Regions from separate parts of the Homo sapiens genome. Here region 1 is linked to region 2. A link is a loop called in an ENCODE intact Hi-C map of the cell type or tissue named here. Cell type or tissue: mesothelial cell of epicardium. All regions are shown on one strand. Links, peaks and the distances in the headings refer to the core of each region. The heading gives the core; the rest is flanking DNA.

The links. Hi-C counts contacts between places; a loop is a spot of excess contacts. Peaks named below come from ENCODE experiments on the same cell type or tissue, not always from the same donor. Only the 100,000 strongest peaks of a DNase experiment are listed, where the experiment ranks them.
Region 1: a loop joins it to region 2, with 20 times the contacts of the local background. A loop is called at or near these places in 1 of 110 quality-filtered maps.

The regions. Positions count from the first base shown.
Region 1 is chr1:18,629,281-18,633,659 of GRCh38, forward strand. It overlaps PAX7 (paired box 7), which reads left to right and starts at 1,566. Exons shown (of 9, transcript NM_001135254.2): 1 at 1,566-2,408. The coding sequence starts at 2,324. RefSeq lists promoters at 1,250-2,035, 1,439-2,349, 2,073-2,349 and enhancers at 2,889-4,379, 2,897-4,379, 3,907-4,379. In mesothelial cell of epicardium, for the core only: no CTCF peak of the experiment used is centred there; DNase peaks (open chromatin) are centred at 2,468 and 3,578.
Region 2 is chr1:18,699,140-18,703,518 of GRCh38, forward strand. It overlaps PAX7 (paired box 7), which reads left to right. Exons shown (of 9, transcript NM_001135254.2): 6 at 1,514-1,679; 7 at 3,955-4,157. Among named protein-coding and RNA genes, the nearest start is that of PAX7, 70 kb to the left of the region's middle. In mesothelial cell of epicardium, for the core only: no CTCF peak of the experiment used is centred there; no DNase peak of the experiment used is centred there.

The DNA.
Region 1 (4,379 bases), core at 278-4,277, 70 kb before region 2:
CTGGTGATGTAAGGGGGTTGCTGTCTTCCCTGGGCACACATGCTATGGCTTAAAGCTTGATCTCCCAATCTCTCCCGGGGGAGGGCCCCATAACTTGGGCCAGGCAAAGTACCCCGGTGTCCCCCTTCCAATTCGAAAGCTACTTGGCATCTGTCTTCTCAGTTAGAGAGAGTATGAGCTCAACAAGTTTTTCATCAGGGCCCCCATTCCCAGAAGGCCCCCCCAAAATCTGATGAGCCCCTTGTGCTAGGAGAGTGGGGAGAGGAGGGAGATCTGTCACATGCTGCAAGGGGCAAAGGTCACAGGTGAGGCGAAGGGGAGGGATGGGGACACCCTGGGGCCAGCCAGCGGTGAGCGCCCCAGGCTAAGACAAGGCTGACCCCACTGCCGAGAGAGGGCGGGCAGGGGGTGAGATTGAGGGCTGGGTTCATTTTATTGTATTTTGCCTCCAGCGTGGGGCCAGAGACGCTCTTTCCCCCGGGAGACAAAAGGCCTGCAGTTGTGGCGTCCTGCCCCGCTGGGAGGGCGTTTCGCCCCCAGGACTCGGTGTCCCGAGGTTGAGGCTACTGGTCACCCTGGCTTCAGAAAGCGAAGAATTCAGGAACCTCTGATCACCCCACCCTGACTCCTGATCATTCAGTTGGGGCGTCCCCTCAAACCCACCAGCAAGGAGCTCAGAGTTGGTGAGTTCAGAGCTGTATCAAGTCTTGACGGGCTCCCTCCCTCCCATTTCCCACCTCTTTGGGCCCCCAGATCCTCACACCAGCACCAACTCCCTGTAAACCCAACTACCTGCTGGAAAGGAGTTATAGGCCCGGCCTGGGGGCCTGAGGAGGACGGCGGCGGCTGGAGACGTCTGCACGGGGCGGAACTGGAAGGGGAGGAAGAAACCTGTGCCTAGCACTTGGCAGACCCACTTTGCCAAGCCTCGGAACCAGATACGGTTACTGGGGGCTTCTCAGAGCGGCAGGAAGGTAGAGTAAGAACCGGACACCGGGGCTCTGACATTACACAGAAAAGGTCAGAATTCCTCCCTTCAAGTCACCCTAGGCCGGTTCCCGGGGAGCCTCACTGGAGGAATTTCAGAGGGTGTAAGACGAGGGAGAAGATGAGAAATAGGGCGGACTCTGGCCCTCGGAGGCCAGAGAAAAGGCGAGACTCCAGAGAGGCGCCGGACCCGAGGCAGACATTCCCATACAGCCGGGACTCCGAGAGCAGCCGTGGGCGACCTGGGGGCCGGGGACTCGGCGGATCCGGCCCATTCATCAAAGGAAGGCACTGGGACAAAGTTGGCCCCCTCCCCTTCTCCCCCAGCCCCCAACTCGCCGGGATCGGCTCCCTCTCTTTTCACGGCGGTTCAAATTCTCCCCCAAAACGAGGTCGAGCCGGGGATTAGAAAAGAGGGAAAAAAATATTCGTTGGCGATTTCTTTTCGTTATTGGTCCTCCGCTCCCTTGCGCCCTGGCCCCCTTCCCTCCTCATGAATAAAAGAAAAGTCCGAACCTATCAGATCGCGCTCACTGCCTCCTCCTCCTCCTCCTCCTCCTCCTCCTCGTACTTCGGTGAACACTTTTGCACAACTTACCCAGCTGATCACTCGCGCCCCCTCGCTTTTCCATTTCTCTTTCCCCAACCCCGTCACCCCCTGTCTCCTCCGTCCAGCCCTGAAACCCGAGGAGGCTCCTTCTTCCGTCTGTCCCCGGGTCTCCTAGGGGACGGGGCTGTGAAAGCTGGTGTGGAGGGAGAAGCGAGTGTGGTCCGGAGAAAGAAGGCGTGGAGAAGAGGGAGGGAGCGAGAGCGAGAGAATAAATATATAAATAAATACGAGAACGAAATCCACTCCGCAGTCTCCGGGCTCGGAAACTTTGGCCCCGAGCGCCAGAGCGCCAGAGCGCGAGAGCGCGGCGCTCGCCACTCTGAGGCTGGCGGCCTCGATTCCGGCCGCGTTCCCCCGGCCCCCCTCCGCCGCGGGGCCTGGTCTCCGGGTTCTGCCAGGCGCATCAGCCCGCACAACTTCTGGCCGAGGCCAGCCGGCAGAGGCGGACTTGGGGTTGGAGTGTTTGTTTGTTTGAACTTCCTCGTCGTCGCCACCTTCCCTCCCCCCAACCTCCACCCCACCTCACCCCCCTCCCCAGCTTCTGGACGCGTTTGACTGCAGCCAGGGGTGGGGGGTGGGGGTAGGGAGTGTGTGTGGAGGGGAGGGAGAAGAGGTTAAAAAAAAGAAGACGAAGAAGACGGAAAGAAAGAGATCGCAGCAGGGGTGAAGGGAGCGGACGGGAAGCGATTTTTGCCGACTTTGGATTCGTCCCCGGCGTGCGCAAGAATGGCGGCCCTTCCCGGCACGGTACCGAGAATGATGCGGCCGGCTCCGGGGCAGAACTACCCCCGCACGGGATTCCCTTTGGAAGGTAAGAACGCCCAGGCTGGCCTCGCCGCGACTCCGCCGCCCGGAACTCGGGGTCCTTGGAGAGGCTGCGGTCTCCAGGGGACGGTGGCGGCGCCGGCGATAGCAGAGGGATCCCGTTCTCTTCTGGGTCCCAGTCCGGGCGCGGAACCCAGGGAGTTTCTGGGACCCATACTTGTCCGCTTCTGCGTGGGTTTCACTGCCCGGCGGCCTTCGTTTCGCAGGTCGCTAGCTGCCGGTCTTTACCCGCAGGGCTGAAATTCTGGTAGATTTGGACTCCTAGTAAATATCAGGTCCTGGTGAATTTCAGCTCTTTCCACTATTTCCAGACACTTCTTCCCTGACAGTTTCTCGGCTCTCCTGGCTCGCTGGCTGCCAGCTTTCTACTCTTGTTTTGAATTATTTTTTCCACCCCCGGGATTGGTCTTCCAGTCCTTTATTTCGAACCACCTACCATGGGTGATACTTTATATGCCTCAACTACCACGGCTATCCATTTCTTCCGAAGCCACAGTCAAACACTCCTGCTTTTCCGCCTGGAAACAAACTAATTGGAAATAATAATTAGTAATGATTTTCCCCCTAAAACTTTTTACTCGGGCTTCCGCACTCTGGAAATCTCCCGGGAGAGAACCTCTAAACGGCGAGGTTTAGAGAACCTCTAAACGGCGAGAGGGGCACGGCAATGTCCAAACGAGAAGAAAGAGCTGATTTTGTAAAGCGTCCTTCCTAAACATCCAGCGCCCGCCCGGGGAGACCCGATAGGACGGGCGGCGGCGAACCGGGTCCTGGCTGGAGAAAAGGCTGGGAGCGCACAGCGGAGAGACCCGCTCCTGTGTTTTTGTTCTGTTTTCTTTTTAAACTAATGGAAGGCCTCAACCTGTCACTGAGGGATCATTTGGCTTCTGAGGGTAGGTAGCCTAGGGTGTCACAGAGAAGTCATTAGAAATATGTGCGACTTTTTTTTTTTAAATTACTCTTCCTGTGATCGTTTGAGTCCCTGGCGCGTGAGGAAGGGGAGAGGAGGCAGGGAGGGGGTGGGTGGGCTGGCAGCCTGCGATCCGGGAGGAGCTCCCTTGGGCAGCGAGACGGCGCCGGGTCCCTGAATTAGACAGAGGCGAAGAGAGCGGCTCCGTGATCAAGTGCGCGCCGGCAGCCACGCAGGCGGGAGAGCGCGCAAACCCGGGGATTTGCAGTGGCACTCTCCTGTAGCGAATGCAAGTAAAACAGGCGGCTGAGGACGCGCGGCGGATTAGAACAATATTTGCCCAACATGACGCAGAATACTGAGGAGAGCCGAGTGCCGGTCGCTAAAGAGGCTCTTGAATATAAAGTTGGGCGCTCGAGAGCTCTTGAGCGCTAATGGCATATCCCGCCACGGAGACCGAGTGACTCCGACTTTGCGACGCACGATTTCTGATTAAATCCGAGAGTGGCTTCAGACACCGACTTTTACAAAGAGAGGTGGGGGGACCGGGAGAGCGAGGGAGGGGGCGGTAGGAACGGCCCAGCAGCGGAGCCTCTTCTCGCCTCCTCCCTTTCAATTACAGTCAGCTCCCTCCACTCCCGCGGCTGTGAAATCGTTCTAATCTTCCAGATCTCCGCAGCCGCTGAGTCCCCAAATTGGGGGGATCGAGGCCGGATTAGTGCGCTGGGTGTCCCCCCAATCTTCTGTGAGGAAATTGTGTAGACTTTGCATTAAGGCAACCAGGCGTTCTCCCCTCCCCAGCACACACCAGTGATGCCTGTCTTCCCGGTTCCCAAAGTCACCCCCACCCGGGGGGACTGTGTCCCATCTGCCTACCAGCCTCGCAGAGCCTGCAGGCACAGTTCATGGATTTGTGAGGCCAAGTCGACTATTTAATTTAGGAGCTTTGGGGCAGTAGTGTCCTAAAATTGTCCCAAAACGAAATTAGGACTTCGAGGGTGGTTAGAAGCAAGGAGAGTCACCCAAGGGACAACCAGGTGCCCTTGG
Region 2 (4,379 bases), core at 175-4,174:
TTGAACACTTACTGAGCTCCAGGCATTGGGCAAGGAATGCATGGCCTCTGTCCCGTGGAGCCTGAGTCTGAGGGGGACATTAGGAGCAGCACAGCCAAGAAACAGATATATAGAATCATTGATCCTGTGGGGAAGCACACAGGTAGGAGGCCCACCTGACAGAAGGCAGAGAACCTACCTGAACCCACCTTAGATGCGGCAATTAAGGAGTAGGAGTAGGAGGAAGCATTTCAGCTGAGCTCTGAAGGCCAAAGAGCCAGCTGCAGGAAGAGTGTTCAGGGGAGAGGGAACAGCATGTGCAAAGCTGAAGGTGGAAAAGAGCCCCCTCAAGGCAGCCCCAGTGTGCACCCTCATTCTCCTCTTTCTCTGACCTGTCCCAGGAAACTTGCAAATCCAGATAAGTGGGCTCTAGAAAGCCAGACTGATTTTTTTTTTTTTTTGAGGCAGAGTCTCGCTTGTCGCCCAGGCTGGAGTGCAGTGGCGTGATCTCAGCTCACTGCAAGCTCTGCCTCCCGGGTTCACGCCATTCTCCTGCCTCAGCCTCCCGACTAGCTGGGACTACAGGCGCCCACCACCATGCCCGGCTAATTTTTTTGTATTTTTAGTAGAGACAGGGTTTCACCTTATTAGCCAGGATGGTCTCAATCTCCTGACCTCGTGATCCGCCCGCCTCGGCCTCCCAAAGTGCTGGGATTACAGGTGTGAGCCGCTGCGCCCGGCCAGACTGATTTTAAGTTTGAACCTCAGCTCCAACACAGACTAGCTGTGTGGACTTGGGCAAGCAACTTGACCTCTGTGAGCCTTGGTTTCCCCTTCTGTAAAATGGGAATAGGAGAATACGTCTCATGGGTCTATGTATGGATTGATACGTGAAGTGCCAGCACAGGAAGGGGAGACAAAAATGTTGGGTTATTATCCCACTAATGTTTGATAAATCCGTGTGTGTGTGTGTGTGTGTGTGTGTGTGTGTGTGTGTGTTTCCTATTTCAAGGAGGCCCAGGGTGTGTAAGCAAAGTAGGGCCTCAGTCTCCAGAGAAAGAACCCGGCTTGCACATCTGGGTCTGAAGTGCAGGTCTCATTCAGGTGGGTTGCAGATGCGTGGCTTCCTCCTGGGGGGCTTCCTGGAGGAGGTGGTCAAGCAGGGCACCAGCATCCCTCCAGGAAGGAGCAGCTGCAGAGGAAAGAGCACTGGCCTGAGAGCCACACAGGACTGGCTGGACCACTGACTCAACCTGGCCCATGGACAAGTCACCCACTTTCTTTGGGTCTTGGTTTCCTCATCTGTAAAATGGGGATAATATAGAACCCCCTCACTGGTGGTTGTGAGGGCAGAATGGGGTCATACCTATGAAATCACTCTGCAAAGCGTCCTGTGCTGCACAATGCCGGGGCCTGCAGGAGGATGCTGGCTGGATCAGAGGGTGATGGCTTGGGCAACTGGGTCTACATGTGTTGCAGCTCTCTGCCAGGAACCTGGCCGAGGGGTCTCCATTCTCTGCTCTCCACCTCCCAGGTCTGGTTCAGTAACCGCCGCGCCCGTTGGCGTAAGCAGGCAGGAGCCAACCAGCTGGCGGCGTTCAACCACCTTCTGCCAGGAGGCTTCCCACCCACCGGCATGCCCACGCTGCCCCCCTACCAGCTGCCGGACTCCACCTACCCCACCACCACCATCTCCCAAGGTGAGTGTCTTGGCCCCGTCCTGCCATCTCAGTGGTGCCCCTTCCCTTCTTTCTTTACTTTCACTTACAAAGGCTCTTCTTTTTTTTATGACCATTTCTTACTTTCATGTAAGCAGGCTATTGAGAGCAAAAAGATGCAATCCTGCCCTTGAAATTCTTGGCCCTGACACAGAGCAGCCAGGTGGGATCCCCAAGGCAGCCCCTGTGCACCTGTTTAGAACTGAGCTTCTCAAATGGTACCAGGGATCTCCCAGGAATGTTACTAAAATGCTGGTCTGGGTGAGGCCTGAGATTCTGCACTTCTAAAAATCCCCCTGGGAATGCCCAAGCTGGTGGAGCATGGACCAGGCTTTGAGCAGCGAGGATTTGGAGGAGAGGACACTGGGCTGACCTGCTTTGGAGGGAAAGGAACGGATTCTGCAGGGACTTTGGGACCATGCATAGTCACAGTCTTTGAGTTTTTAAAGTGAGAGAGTGACATGAGTACAAATGTGCGTGTGAGTGCGTGCATGAGTGTGTGCGTGTGAGTGCATGAGTGTGTGCGTATGAGTGAGTGAATGAGTGTGTGTGGGTGTGTGCATGAGTGTGTGCGTATGAGTGAGTGAATGAGTGTGTGAGTGTGTGCATGAGTGTGTGCATGTGCACGTGTGTGTGTACTTGTTGGGAAGATGTTGGAATCATGTTGGAATCATTTTTTTTTTTAGATTATGTTGGTCTCCAACCTATGACAAAAAAAAAATTTACAAAGGGGCTTAAATAATTTGCTGGGACCTCATTTTCTTGCCTCTCTCTGGAAAGATCCATTTTCAGAGATGGAATAAAGGTCAGGGTCTCCTTTGAGGACCTGAGAAAGCTCCCTATGAGGGATTCCCCCCACTCTGGGGTGAACAGCCCTAGGCCAGGCTGGGCTGAGAGGGGTCAGAGCCCTCAGGTCCTCCTGGGAAGGAGGCCTCACTTGAGCCCAGTTCTCCCAGTGGCTTGAAGTATAAGATTCCCTTCTAGCGCTGGAAAGGGATAGGCAGAGGGAAGAAGGTGAGTGGGTGAGAGAGGATAGGGGATCAGGGGGCCTTGGGAGAGGAAAGGAAAGTCTGGGTCTCAGGAGAGAAGGTGAGCCTTGTAGGGGAAGAAGGGTTCCCTCCCCCTACCTCACCGGAACTTGCTCTCATTCTGTCACCCCAGAAGCCCTGTCCCAGCACACACCAGGAATACCACTACTTGATATTGGCCTCATGGGCTGGGCGCAGTGGCTCACAACTGCAATCCCAGCACTTTGGGAGGCTGAGGCGGGCGGATCTCTTGAGGCCAGGAGTTGGAGACCAGCCTGGCCAACATGTGAAACTCCATCTCTACTAAAAATACAAAAAAAAAAAATTATCTGGGCATGGTGGCGTGCATCTGTAATCCCAGCTACTCAGGAGGCTGAGGCAGGGGAATCGCTTGAACCCGGGAGGCGGAGGTTGCACGGAGCCCAGATCGCGCCACTGCACTCCAGCCTGGGCGACAGAGTGAGACTCCATCTCAAAAAAAAAATTAAATTTTAAAAAAGATAGCTACCTCATAAAGCCTCCTCTTAAATGACTGGCAGGCTGGAGTTCTGGAGGCCAAGGAAAGAGTCAAAGAGCCCCCTCCAGCACCACTGTGACTTGGTAAGATAAATTGAACCAGTGTTGAGGGTCCCAGCCTCTGCAAAGCTGCACAGAAGGGCCCAGAGAGCGCAGAATAACAGCCTAGCAGCAAAGAACAGAGATGGCTCCAGAGTTAGGCCATTCAAATCCTGGTCCCATCACTCACTAGCCTGGTCATCTTGTGTGAGTGCCCCAAGCCCACCAAGCCTTGGTTTCTTCATCTGTAAAATGGGATTTACAGTCTTGCTTCATACCCTTAGGCAGCGTTTGTAAAAGCACCTGGCAAGTGGTTGACGCTCACAAAACAAAACAGACTGGGTAGATTAACAGAGTCCCCATCAAGGTCTGGTTTTCAGCCCAGCTGACATTTATTGAGCACCTACTGTGTGCCAAGCACTGAGGAACAGTGGCTGGTGTGCACCTGTCTAGGGGTTGTCTAGAATGTTGGGTTGTCAGTCAAGACCTGGCCAGTGCCTACTGCCCTGCCCAGGAGCCAACTTGTCTCATCCCAGGTAGCATGAGAGGGTGGTCCCTTCCCTCCAAGGAATGGAGACCGGGAGGAGGAGTCTCTTGGCTTGCCTTCTGCTCTCAGAGGCCCAGCGTCCAGGATGAGGCCACTTGCTTAGGACCTCTCTTGGGTCTCTCTACAGATGGGGGCAGCACTGTGCACCGGCCTCAGCCCCTGCCACCGTCCACCATGCACCAGGGCGGGCTGGCTGCAGCGGCTGCAGCCGCCGACACCAGCTCTGCCTACGGAGCCCGCCACAGCTTCTCCAGCTACTCTGACAGCTTCATGAATCCGGCGGCGCCCTCCAACCACATGAACCCGGTCAGCAACGGCCTGTCTCCTCAGGTAGGTGGTCTCAGCCCAGCACCCAGGATCCCACCGCCACGAAAGTCAGACATCTGCAGACAGCACGTGGGTGGAAGCCTTGCGCTCTTTCCTGTAGCAGGCTGACTGCGGTTGGGGTTTTTGTTCTAGAATCAGGAATCCTCCCTGGACTCTGTCCTGTGCTCTTGGCTTTTCACCAGGAGTGACCAATTCCTGAAAGGCAGGACCATGTCCTATTGGTGG